Linked DNA regions of Homo sapiens: region 1 is linked to region 2. A link is an interaction called in ENCODE POLR2A ChIA-PET data of the cell type or tissue named here. Cell type or tissue: PC-9. All regions are shown on one strand. Each heading gives the region's core, and the rest is flanking DNA. Links, peaks and the distances in the headings are about the cores only.

What was found. ChIA-PET counts read pairs that join two places held together with the same protein. Peaks named below come from ENCODE experiments on the same cell type or tissue, not always from the same donor. Only the 100,000 strongest peaks of a DNase experiment are listed, where the experiment ranks them.
Region 1: POLR2A ChIA-PET joins it to region 2 with 6 read pairs; 2 of 35 experiments call an interaction of 5 or more read pairs at or near these places.

Annotation. Positions count from the first base shown.
Region 1 is chr6:7,084,703-7,089,702 of GRCh38, reverse strand. No RefSeq gene overlaps it. Among named protein-coding and RNA genes, the nearest start is that of RREB1, 21 kb to the left of the region's middle. RefSeq lists a silencer at 1,704-1,773 and an enhancer at 3,551-3,640. In PC-9, for the core only: no CTCF peak of the experiment used is centred there; no DNase peak of the experiment used is centred there.
Region 2 is chr6:6,708,547-6,716,905 of GRCh38, reverse strand. It overlaps LOC101928004 (a long non-coding RNA gene), which reads left to right. Exons shown (of 5, transcript NR_187687.1): 3 at 5,048-5,209; 4 at 5,925-6,034. LOC101928047 (a long non-coding RNA gene) reads right to left here and starts at 7,529. Exons shown (of 6, transcript XR_001743949.2): 1 at 7,309-7,529; 2 at 5,839-5,920; 3 at 3,032-3,195. RefSeq lists enhancers at 3,836-3,985, 4,753-4,812, 4,153-4,942. In PC-9, for the core only: CTCF peaks have their summits at 4,020 and 4,219 (motif pointing left); a DNase peak (open chromatin) is centred at 4,175; H3K4me3 peaks cover 487 bases; H3K27ac peaks cover 2,381 bases.

The DNA of each region.
Region 1 (5,000 bases), core at 1-5,000, 370 kb before region 2:
AAAAAGTATCAATTTCAAGCTATGTCAATATTATACTTAATGGTAAAAAGCTAGAGGCATTCCTTTTAAAATCAGAATAAAACTCCCCTGGAATGAATATGTTCACATAATTGTAGAGTATTGTCCCACAAGTTTTTCTGGTGAATACAATATGACATGAAATGGATGTGAGAGATTTAAATATTGGAAAGAAAAAGTTAATATTATCATTAATTACAGATTATATCATTGTGTAACCAGAAAATTCAAGGAAATTAATGGAAATTATTTAAAGAGAAATCTAACTGTAGTAGCCATTATTTATTGAATTCCTGTATGTAAAACACCATACTAAAGTTTTCTCAGTGTCATGCATCTGGTAAGTGGCAGAGCTGGGATTCAAACCCAAGTCTGACTGACTACAAAGACTGTGTTCTTTTGAATATCTTATTGCTTTGCTCTGTAAAGTGGACAGTTACAACACATACTCACAGACACAAACACACACACACTCCTATAGGAAGGCAATAACCATTACAAAAATACAATTTTAACACCTCATTCACAAAGCAACAAATTCAGGAAGGTTTGTCTACAACGAATAAATGAAAAACAACAAACCTAGACCTACATATAAGAAGAGAGATGAAGGAAGATTTAGATAGAAAGACCAAAAGTTTATTTTTAAGAAGTTCATTCTACATTAATTTATATCTTAAATGCAACTCCAATCAAAACCCTAACTGGATAAAATATTGTACAGGGAGAAATATAACAAAAATAATTCCCAAGTACATCTGAGGAAAACAAGCAGATGAGAATAGCAAATAAAATTTTCCTGAAGAACTATAGAAAGGAGTATTAGATATTAATACTCTTATAAATCTATAATAAAAGAGTATGGGAGCATGCAAGAAAAGCCAAATGAGACCCCACCTCACACCTATCAGGTGCCTATTATAAAAAAAAAAAAAAAAAGAAAATAGCAAGTGTTGGCAAGGCTCTAGAGAAATATAAACCTTTAAACACTGCTGGTGGGATTGTAACATGCTGTAGACTTTATGGAAAGTATGGCAGGTCTTCAAAAATTAAAAATAGAATTGCCATATGATTCAGCAATTCCACTTCTAGATATATACCCCAAAGAACTGAAAGCAGGGACTTGAAGAGACATCTGTACACCCATGTTCGTAGCAGCACTATTCACAATAGCCAAAAGGCAGAGAAGCAACTGAAGTGTCCATCAACAGATGAATGGATGAACAAAAAATGTGACCTATCCATACAATACAATATTATTCAGCCCTAAAAAGAAAGGAAATTCTGACACATGCTACAAGTGGATGAACCTTGAAGACGTTAGCTCAGTGAAATAAGCCAGTCACAAGAGGAAAAACATTGTGTGATTCCACTTATATGATGTACCCAGAGCACTCCAATTTAACAAGACAGGAAGTAGAATGGCAGCTGCCAGGGGCTGGGGGTGGGGAATGGGGAGTTTGTGTTTAATGGGTACAGAGTTTCAGTTTGGGAAGATGAGAAAGTTCTGGAAATGGGTGGTGATGATGGTTGTATCACACTGTGCATATATATACTTAATGCCACTGAACTGTATACTTAAAAATTGTTAAGATGCTCAATTTGTATGTAATTTATATTTTACCACACTTTTTTAAAAATTGCCACATGACTGCTGAAGGCACCAGTCACATCTAGTATTTCGTTCAAAGATGCACCTTGCACTCAGAGCATCCCAGTGATACAGCACACAGCTGTGGCTGGGCAAATGGGATGTCCACAGTACCGTAGCCAGTTCTACATACCTAGCTGAGAGCAGGGTGATACCTGCTTCTCAGGCTTCTTCTCATGACTCAAACCAAAGACCACGGGACGCCACAGGAAACCGAATGCTGGAACCATAAAACAACGCAGAGCAATTTCTTTATTGCCATCTCCTCAGCTTAGAACTTTTCACAGAAGTAATTTATGAAGGGCAAAGTTCTCAGCCCATGGAACTCCAGGGGTTTGGCTTATCTGGTGCATAGAGAGTTCTTTCCTGTTTCACAGAGAACACTGGAGGAGCTTTTCTGTGGAGCTGTGAAGGATGACACCATGTCATAAATGAAAGGTGAAAATGAGTACGCCTGAGACGTCTGCCCTGAGTACTTGCTTCAACAGTCTAAGCTCCAGTTTCAGGGATTATTTTGAGAACTTAATTTAGCTGTAGTCAAACATGCCCATTTGTAAGGGGCCTAAATAAGTCACCTGTCTTTAAGCCCAAGGTCTGAAGCACCATTCAGCTCCTCCAGCATTGTTTGCAATACAAAGATACAAGCACACTTTTCTTTTTAAAATCTGGTCCAATGGCTCTCTGAAGCTGCCTTTAGTCTTCTAAAGGCTCTTTGGCCACCTACTGGATTTTTTCAGTGCCAGAGCTGGGCAGAAAAAGAGCAACTTACTGCCCTTGTTCAAAGGAAAGCGAGAAGAGTTGCAGACTGGAAGCTAGACAGACTTTGTTATTCAGTACCCTCAGGGATTTGCAAGAGAATACCTCAGACACAGTCTGTCACTACCCTTCTCTCCAGGAAAAGCCAATTATTTCTCCAACCTAAGGAGTCCGGCACGAATGGAAAAGCTTCTATGACATCTTTATTGTGGGCAAAAGGAGGGAAAAAGAAAAGTGACAAAATTAAAGTATTTTGCTTATTTTTTGTAAGTTACCAGAGGAAAGATGTTTAAATGACTTGCCAGTTTTTTTCCCCCCTCATATTTAAAAAAGGATTATCAGCTACTTTCACTTTCTAATGAACAGTTCTAGTCTTCTAAAGGAATTCTGTGTGGGACATTTAATTTAAACTGAAATCATTCTGATTAATAAAAAGAGGTGGAAACCTCCTGTTCTTTTTTTTTTTTTTGTATCGAACACGTGAATTCTGTTAGATGTGGCCCTTGAGATCAGAGAGCGAAGCTAGAAAAAAATGGAAGTTACGACTCATTCAGGAAGAACACACTGAAAGTGAAAGATTCATTAAGAATGCGTCTTTAATTCTCAGATAGTGCAGGGGAAGAGGAGCAGGCGCACAGATGGAAGCTGAGGAAGGCTGGGCTGACGGGGTCGCTGTGGGTGCAGCCAGGGTGTAGGGTGTGCTGGAAACTCATCAGAGTCATTTGAGCAACCTCGGTCATGGTTGTGGACATCAGGCTTCCAAAACTACAATTTTTCAAAATCAGATCAGAGTCTGAGAGGTGCTGGTAGTTAGGGACTGTGCCTTAGGTACTGACCCTGAAAGGTGGTGCTGCCTTGAAGGAGGCCTGGTGAGGTGACTTCAAAATGCATACCGGCCAGCGGGGGAAGGACCCAGAGCCCACCTATTAAATGAGTCTAACAGTCATTTAATAAATTGGGAAATTGGGATTCTGAAAGCTGATGTGTGACTTGCTGAAAGTCCAAAGCTACTCAGAGCAGCAAAGCTAAGCAGAGCTGAGACTTAGATTCAGACCTCCTGACCCCAAGAATTGAGAGTTCAGCAGTCTTCTATGTGAAACTCAAAAGCATCCACTGATGCTAGCATCTGTCAGAGAGAGGCAGGACAAGGCCAAGGCCACATGGCTGTGAGCTAGCATCACCAGCCTCTGCTCTGTCATCAGGAGGCATGGCATTGGTACAGATCCCTGGAACCCTGCCAAGTGCTCCAGGCTTTGAGGGCAGCCTCTTCAGCAGTGAAAGAAATCAGGGAAAGACAGGAAAGCCCCTCCAAGGTCAGCGGGCTAGGATGCAAACCACCCAGATGGCCCCCCAGGCTTGCATATCCCTTGGGGCTTTTCATCCGCCTTGGGTCTTTCTAGGTGTTCTGGCATCTCAAGTTGCTTGAAGCATTGCTTTTATTTACCTCTCTGTTGTCTTTCCTTTCTGTCTTCCAAGCAGCTAAGGATACCCCTTGTAGACCTGGTCTCCTCCAGTTTCCTTAACCCATTCTATTTTTTTTTTTTCTTTTTTTGAGATGGAGTTTCGCTCTTGTTGCCCAGGCTGGAGTGCAGTGGTGTGATCTCGGCTCACTGAAACCTCCGCCTCCCAGGTTCAAGCGATTCCTGCCTCAGCCTCCCAAGTAGCTGGGATTACAGGCATGTGCCACCACGCCCGGCTAATTTTGTATTTTTAGTAGAGACGGGGTTTCTCCCTGTTGTTCAGGCTGGTCTCGAACTCCTGACCTCAGATGACCTGCCCTCCTTGGCCTCCCAAAGTGCTGGGATTACAGGCGTGGGCCACGGCGCCCGGCCCTCCTTAACCCATTTATAGTGAATTTCAGAGCAACAAAACATTGCATTTTCAATAAATCTGGATTATGAAGTTGGAAACAAATAAAAGTTGACATGTGCTGAGAGCCCTGACTCAATTTTGAGTCAAGTGGTTTGCCCAAGGGACCTCATTTAACCCTTGCAATTGCCCTTTGAGGCAGATAGTCTGCCCCCATTGACAGAAAAGAGATTCAGAGAGGTTAAATCACCCAAGGTCCTAGAATGAACCAATCCTAAGTCCCCATGTGGACAGTGAAATGATGCGGTACCATTTGCCAACACCCAGAAATCACAACAGTGAGGGGTCCCTCTACCGACTTAGTCCCTACTTGAAATAGTGATTTTAATTTTCTTAAAAGGTGTTGTGGTTAAAACAGACCAACAAATCGAACTTGATTTGTTCAGACAGCTCTGAACCCCACCCTCCCTGTGGGCCGCACCTTAAGGATGGGAAGAAGAGGGCTGCTGGAACGCCAGGCTGGACATGAGAAGCTGCTGAAGTGCCATTCCTCTTTTTCCTAAATGCACACCAAGACACTAGATTTGCGAAAGGCGGAGAAAGGTTCTTACTTAAACTACAGTGATAAGGAGCACCTTGGGATAAACTGGAGAAATGGCTCTAAGCACAGAGCTGTTGTTTTTCTGCCTGCCCCTCCAACATACAAAGATGTCACCAAGCTAACAGGACAAAAGTTAAAGAGGGGATGATCCACTGGAAAAGAGAT
Region 2 (8,359 bases), core at 2,081-7,080:
GGTTTCTTAACGCGACAACAAGAGGACCAGGAACAGTTTTCTTAATTTTAATTTTAATATTGTTTGAGAGGGAGTCTCACTCTATCTCCCAGGCTGGAGTGCAGTGGCGTGATCTCGGCTCACTGCAGCTTCCACCTCCTGGATTCAAGTGATTCTGCTGCCTCAGCCTCCCAAGTAGCTGGGATTACAGATGCCTGCTGCCACCATGCCCAGCTAATTTTTGTATTTAAGTAGAGATGGGGTTTCATCATGTTGGTCAGGCTGGTCTCAAACTCCTGACCTCAAGTGATCTGCCCTCCTTGGCCTCCCAAAGTGCTGGGATTACAGGCGTGAGCCACTGTACCCGGCAGGAACAGTTTTCTGAATGTCCATTTGAATGTTTATTCTCATCAGTCAATGAAAAGTACGTTGCAGTGACTAGAAGTCACAGCTTAGAATACAGTGACCAACTGTGTTTTCTTGGTCTCCCTAGGAGCCCTTTTCCTCTACGGTAGGTATGTAGATATGGAACTTGAAATTTTTGAAGAAACTTGCAGAATGAGTGAATGAATTTTACATAACAGATATAAACTAGTCTGTCTTCGTTTCAGTGTTAAATCACAAAGTTCTTTTTTAAAGTTATATATATATATATATATATATTTTTTTTTTTTTTTTTTGAGACGGAGTCTCGCTCTGTCGCCCAGGCTGGAGTGCAGTGGCGGGATCTCGGCTCACTGCAAGCTCCGCCTCCCGGGTTCACGCCATTCTCCTGCCTCAGCCTCCCAAGTAGCTGGGACTACAGGCGCCCGCCACTACGCCCGGCTAATTTTTTGTATTTTTAGTAGAGACGGGGTTTCACCGTTTTAGCCGGGATGGTCTCGATCTCCTGACCTCGTGATCCGCCCGCCTCGGCCTCCCAAAGTGCTGGGATTACAGGTGTGAGCCACCGTGCCCGGCCTAAAGTTATATTTTTAAAATTTTATTGATATGTAACAGTTGTACATATTTTGGAGGTATACATGGTATTTTGATGCCTCTATACAATATGCAATGGTCAATCAGGATAATTGGGATATCCATCATCTCAAACATTTCTTTCCTTTCTGTTGGGAACATTGCAATTCTTCTCTTCTAGCCACCTTGAAATATACAATAAATTGTATAAATCACCTCGTTATTTCACTGTTGCTCTTCCCCGACCCTTGGCCTGCCTCCTTTCTGTTCTCACCTCCAGCCCCCTTCTGCATTCCTGCATTTGTTTGTGAATGGCTTGACTCCAGGATGGAAGTGTACTGATAGCTCCCTGGAAGCCTTCCACCCCAGCCATGGGGCCTGGTCCTGGGGGGGTCCCTATAATAAATTTATTTTGTGTCTTGCGCCCCAGGGGAACTTTAGACCTCACTTCTGGAATCTGTGAGCTTTGGGATCTCCTGGAGCCTGTCCATTCACCACAGAGAGAGGGGTCCTTTGCACATTTCTGAAGGGATCAGGAAGCCTTCAGCCCATCCCAAACAGACTCCATACCCGTGGCATAAAGTGGTTATGCTTGCTGGTTGGCAAAGCATAGGCCACCGCATATTCACTCCGTTTGTGTTTTATCTGGGCCTGTTGCTCATTGTTGCCCACCTCATGCGTTTCACTGCTCATTCACTCCATAGAGGTTGAGTAAGCAGAATTCAAACTAGCTGCATTCATTTTGTCATCCGCTTGTGTTAAGGAGACAGAGTTGCAGCTGTTGGAGAATGAGGTTCAGGAGCAGCCCTGTGGCTCTAATGCGTGGCTCCTACCCTAGCCCTGTCTGTGTCATCATGGGCCGACTGCTGGAATCTTGGCCTGTAAAGATGAACAGATGTCAAAGGCCAAGTGACGCCTGGGAATTCCCAGTCCTCTGACCCATGGGTGCAGCCTGGCCTGCCTGCCTCCATGGTCCCTATTTTTTTTTTTTTTTTTTTTTTTTTAAAGACTATCAGCAAGAGACTGTTCTCTAAGTCCACTGGGTGTGCTGGGTGCTGTCTCACTGAGATCCAGAACAACAGTCCTGATTTTCAGAAGTGGAAATCCTTAAAGCTGAAAATGAGAGCCTTGTTCTGCAGAAGAGGAAGAGTACCTTCCGTGTCGCTTGGAGCTGGCCTAATCCACTTAATGCCTTTCAGCTTGGTCATATGGAGGGACTAGCCACAAAGTTAGGGCTACAGCCCCAGCCCCGGGTCCCAGGCAGCTGCCCAGTGTGCTCATGCAGTTAGAATGTTCAGAGAGTAGGACACTGGGCCAAGCACATGGACTATTCTGTCCACCGACCAGCACAGATTAAACCCTTTGTAGACTCCGAGAGCTGTGCTTCTCAGGGAATTAAAGGATAGCTTTTGAAAACTATTTTTCTTTCCTCTTTCTCTCATTTTATTTACTTGAAACAGTATACACAATGTCCTTTTTAAATGAGGTGAAGCCCAGAATCTAGGGATCTGTTTTAAAGTGCAGTGAGGTTTTCCAGATCACTCATGAGGACTCTGCTTAATCTTGCCAGTCTCCTGGCTCTCATTAGAACACAGGCCTGCCTGTAGAAGGGACCCCCAGCATCTCTGCAGCAGCTGGGGAGGGCCATGAAGTGAGATGGAGATGACGCTTCCCTGCTGCTGCGCAGCTGTTTGCTCACCACCTCCCCTTGCAGGCAGCTCCCCGCGGCTGGACTGGGGATGTGCCACTACACAACATGGCCTTGTGCTGCGGACGGATGCTAGGAGCCACCAGGCCTGTAATGCAAGTGCTACGATTAACAGGAGCAAGTGTTCACTTTGCATTCAGGCCCTGGGTTTTTTTTGTTTTGTTTTTGAGACGGCGTCAGGCTGGAGTGCAGTGGTGCGATCACGGCTCCCTGCAGCCCCGGCCTCCTGGACTCAAGTGACCCTCCCACCTTAGCCTCCTGAGTAACTGAGACTGCAGCCACGCACCACCATACTCAGCTAATTTTAATTTTACTTTTTAGTAGAGACGGGGTCTTGCTGTGTTGGCCAGGCTGGCAGGCCCCGGTTTTGCAGTTGTATTTGCTGACCTGGCACATCGCTTCTGCTGAATCGTAATGAAAACATTCTTGAACAGGGATGAGTCACAGATGCTTTCATGAAACCCATTTGAGAGCACTGTTGGCCCATGTCCTCCGTGGATGCAGCACTCTTCCCATGGGCGCACGATGGTCATTTACTCCTGGAAAAGGACCTGAGGAAGTAAATGTCTCATCTCACTTTTTCTGCCCCATCTCTGGCTCTACTGCTTTTGTTTTTATCTTGAGACAATACCACACTCTGCTGGAGTTCCTTGGGGAGTCATTTTTAGCGGGGGGGGGGGGGTGGGATATGAGGACACTGGCACGAGGAAAACCTGCTCTAACTGCATTAGTTTTTCTAGACTTTTTTCTATTGTGGATTAAGAAGTTGGAAATGCAGAAACTCTTGGGAAGACAGGCCATGTGCTTTCACGGTACACAAATGGATCTTAAAAACATCCACCCTCCAGCTCATCTGTTGGAGAACCGTGAAGACAAACAGCACTATAAAAAGCATCCTATGCAGCAACTCCGCTTGATGCTGCAGCTGCCAGCGACCCCTCTCTGGAAGGGCGGCTGCTGAGTGCTGGCATTTGCTGAGGTTACTGAGAGCCATTACTGTTCGCTTTTGCACGCCTCACAGCACCTCCCAAAAAGAAAGTACTCAGATGCTAACGTTTGGCCTCTCCTCCTTCCCTGGCCGTTTCCAGGCCTCTGCTGTGCGTGTTGTCTTACTTCCCTTTAGAACCGAGCTGGTGCTTGTTTGGGCAGCACAGGAAGTGTGGGGCACCCAGATGCCTAAGCACCAGACAGAGGTGGCTGGATGGAGGAGGTGTCCCCTCTGCCATCCTACCCTGCTGCCTTTGTCTCCCTGGTCTCTTTTCTGGGCACTTGGCGCATTCTGCAACAGACGTCCACACACAGGGCTAAGTTCAGGTCCTCAGGGCACTGCTTGGTAGGGTAGGTGCAGTAAGGCTGAGGTCCCTGGATACAGAAGCCTCCCCAAGGCTCTCCTCAGCTCCTGGCGGAGCCCATTCTCTGCTCTGTCCAGGGCTTGTCGAGGGCGTCTCCCGACTTCTTTGGGAAAGCAGTTTGTTTGCCTTTCTCTTTCAACACTCGCCCATTTATCACAAACCCACAAGAGTTCAGACAGCCACGTAGCTCCTGCCTGGTCAGGACACATGGGGAATGGAAGAATTATGACATCAGTGCCCCCAAGAGGTGGTGCAAGTTGAAAACATAATCGGACGCAAAAACAGGTCTAGATTGATTCATACGTGACTAATGCCTGAACATTTTCAGAGGGACCCAGGAATTCCTTCCATCCAAGCCTCTGCTGTGTGCAGAGGGAACAGTAAGGCAGCAGTAGGTCGTTCCTGGTGCTCAGGGAGCTCACAGTCCAGGAACGAGGCGAGCTGCCTGCCCATGCGTCTGGCAGGAGTGGTACCCTGCTGGTGGCTGGGCACCCAGAATGAAGCAGACCCTTTCATGCACCCTGCTCCCAGGCCTTTCTTAGCAGGGGCTGAACACAGAGTTGCACAAATCAGATTCCAGTCTTCAACAGTAATGTGTGTGCTCACCGAACAACTCCTGTGGGGCTGAGCCCACATGTATTAACAGGGTGAAGATTTGTGGGGGAAATCTTCCCTCCCTCACCTGTCTCTCACATTCTGTGCCTCCTGGAGACCATTCAGAATCTCTCTCAGCCCAGCCTCCTGCCGTGTGGCTCTTTCCCCCTCCCCTCTGTCAACCTCAAACCACATTTCCCCTGTATCCCTCAGCCCCGTAGACATCGTCTTCACTTCTTCCTTTTTTCAGTAGGTCTCGGTTCCCTTGCGAGTTCTTTCTCACCCCTCCCCCATCAGCTCGTGGAAGCTTGGAGTGTGGAGCACAGCAAACCAAGGGGCCTCCTTTGGGACCCTGTGACAGTGCAGGGCTGCACCTGAGCCCTGTGCCTCTGGACAACAGCCAAGGGCAATTGCCCACACTTGTATGTCAGATGTCTCCCACCCTTTTGTGTTCCAGGAAATGACTTACTGCAAAGAACCACTCTTCCCCACGAGACTTCGAGAAGACCCGCTGTCACGGACTGAGTTGTGTCCTCTTAAAATTCAGATGTTGGAGTCCAAACCCCCAGTAACTCAGAGTGTGAACGTATTTGAAGAGGTCTTTAAAGAGGTGATGAAGGTAAAATGAAGTCACTAGGGTGGGCCCTAATCCAACCTGACAGGTGTCCTCATAAGTAGAGGAGATGAGGACACAGACACATGGAGGAAAGACCATGTGGGGACACAGGGAGAAGATGGCTGAGGGGAGAGGCCAGAGGAGAAACCAGCCCTGTCCATGTGTTGACCTGGGACTTCCAGCCTCCAGCATGGTGAGACGATGCATCTCTGGTTAAGCCCCATCTGTGCAGTACTTTGTTATGGCAGCCCTACTAGCACACCAGTAGGTCCATTCATAAATGCCGTATACTCGTTCTTGTGATTTCCGTAACAGTCATGGGTGACTGCCTTGTTTCCTGTGATAAGGACACAGAGACCCTCCAAATTACCATTCTTTGTTTCTTAAATGATTAGCTGAACTATTTGTCCCTCCAAACAAGCTAGAAACAGCTAGATACTCCTTGTCCAGCTGATTGACAGATGCCTCCTGATGACATAAACATGCCAACTGTAAAATCACCCCCACCTGGAACTGGTTCACTCCTCCCTATAAAAGTCTAGACAAAACCAACTGCCAGGACACTCAGGTTTTGGGATCTGGGTGCTCTCCCGACTATAATATAATAACCTGAATAAAGTCAGTTTGCTTACCGGCTTAGGTCTTTGTCTCTGACAATTTGCCTCTGTGACGTGGATGGGACTGGAAGTCCATTTGGAGCCCTGTCTTCTCCACCTAGGGAGAGAGACCCCATGAGCTCGTCAAGCTCCTTCTGTGACTGATCAGAGATCCCACCGTGAGTCCAGCTCCTGGTCCCATGCTCTGGATATATCGGTCCCTGGCAGCGTGGTAAGGATTTGATTTTGATTATTTGCTTGAGTGCCCTTCTGGCTTTGTTTCGTAGTTGGCTTCTGTTTAACCTTGGTGCTATGCGAAATTCTCAATCCACTTCTCACCCTGCCCTTTAAAAATCCCTTCCGATGATACGTATTCCACTGTGATGAGAATTCAGTTCATTATCCCAAAAAATGGCAAGATTTCCCTGAGGACAACTTGGAACTGCAAGTTGATCCCTCTGAGGCACCTGGAATCTCCCTGTGTCCATCTACAGATCCCCCTCAAGATCTGTTCTCTTCAAAGGTCAGCTTATTTTGCTTGGTCCAAGGAGGCTGAAACATGAGAAAATGTCTCCAATCTACTTCAAACTGAGCAGTCCCTTAAGCACGTCTCTCACTACCAATCTCTCCTCCCACTCCTCCACCCTTAACAAAACCTCTCAACCCTTTCTCCCCCTGCCCCACCCCTCTATGGGCCCTGCTCTGATGCTTTCCCCCCTACCCAGTATTCCTCCTTAGTCTGAGGGACTTTTTTCCTCCTTTAGCCCCTGCTCCCCAATCTTCCCTGCTCCTACTTCCCTACCTCATCCTGATGTATTGGTGCTTCCCCATCATGATAGAAGGCCCATGACCCGAGGGCCGAATTGAATAAGGACTCACTCAGGTCCATATGCAGTTGTGAAGGGCTTTTCAGACAGACCAGGGAAGAGTTTACTAATCCATTTGGTTTTGTCCTTGGGGCGTATTCTCCTGGGTTCCCTGAACTTTATCAATTTTTGCAGCTGTTAATGGGTACCAGAGATGCCACCTTATGGTTTGAAAAGCCACACGGGCTACTCTTCATGAGGACTTCCAAGGAAATCAGAACACCCTGATACAGGCCAGAACTATAGGGGAGAGACTTTAGAATCCATTCCCACTGTGGCTCCTGGAAAACTGATTGGTCAAAGATAAAAGACGGCAGACAACACAGAGATGAATGTGCCTCTCAATATAGACATAGATTAGAAAATGTTAGGAAGGACATTTTCAGAGAGTCAGTTGCGAGAGTTGCTAAAGCTCTACAAAGTATATGATCTGATCTTATATTTGATGACTGAGCCACTTTTGCTTTTATTAATTATGTTAATGGCTTCTGATCAGAAATCAAAGATATTACCCCAAAGCCAATGTAAGTAGGCAGAACGCTTCTCTCTCTGAAAGTGTTACACTAGCCCAACACCCTGAAGAATCCATGAGAGAAAAGGCCAAATCAACACAGTGCAAACTGACGGCTGCACAACTTACCAGAAGGAAGCAAACCAGGCCAATCTGCTTACTCCAAACCCCCACTTGCTAGGCACACATGCAGATACAAATAAAAAGAATGCTGGCTTGGGATTGGCTGGCTTTAAAACAAAAGAGAGCAAGGGTTTAAAAATCCATCTTTTAACGACTTTCTTGGAGGGGTATGTTCCCCTTTGTGTCCACACTAACTCAGGAGAGAATCTTCCCCATCAATGGACACTCCCCTCCCTTCCTAATGGACCCCGAGCAACACATCTCACCATGAACACCTCTTGCCACACTCCCTAAGAGCACACAAGCCATGCCTGTTGGTGGGACTTGATAAGCATCCATGTGCTGCCTTTAACAGAACCTTCTGTCTTACTAGGACCCTCCCCACCCAGCACAGCTTCTTAGTTCCACTACCCAGTAAACCTTCTGGAAAGAGTTACTTTCCAACTGGACTGTCAGTAGTTTTGCTCCCCGAGGGCCTCACACTTGAGGTCCTTGGGTTCCCAGCCTTGCATCTTTGCCCTTTCATGGCTCTTATTGACCATCACACTTTTCTTGTTTCTGTCAAAATCCCTGATCCCCCTTTAAAACCTCAAGCACAAACTATGCTAACTAAAATACCCGACTGCCTTTGAGCTGGTCACTCAACTGACGCAGGCCAAATCAAGAAGGCCAAACCTCTCAACGTAGAAATAGAACCTTCCATGCTACTCTCAAGTATAATATCCTCAAGACAAGAATTCTCCAAGATCTTCAACTTATAATTCAAGGTGTCCTTCACAAAGCTCTTCTAGTCTCCATGTCTGGTTCCTGTGATACTCCCATCCTCTCAGTAAAGAGGCTCAATGGGATACCAACTAGTCCAAAGCTCACAAGCAATTATTCAAATAGACAATACCAGGCTTTCTCTAAGGACCCCAACACCATTCTGGCTTCTCTCCACCCAACACTATTCATCTCACAGTCATCAACTTATGTTCTGCTAAAAAAATTTTTTTTTTTTTTTGAGATGGAGTCTTGCTCTGTTGCCCAGGCTGGAGTGCAGTGGCATGATCTTGGC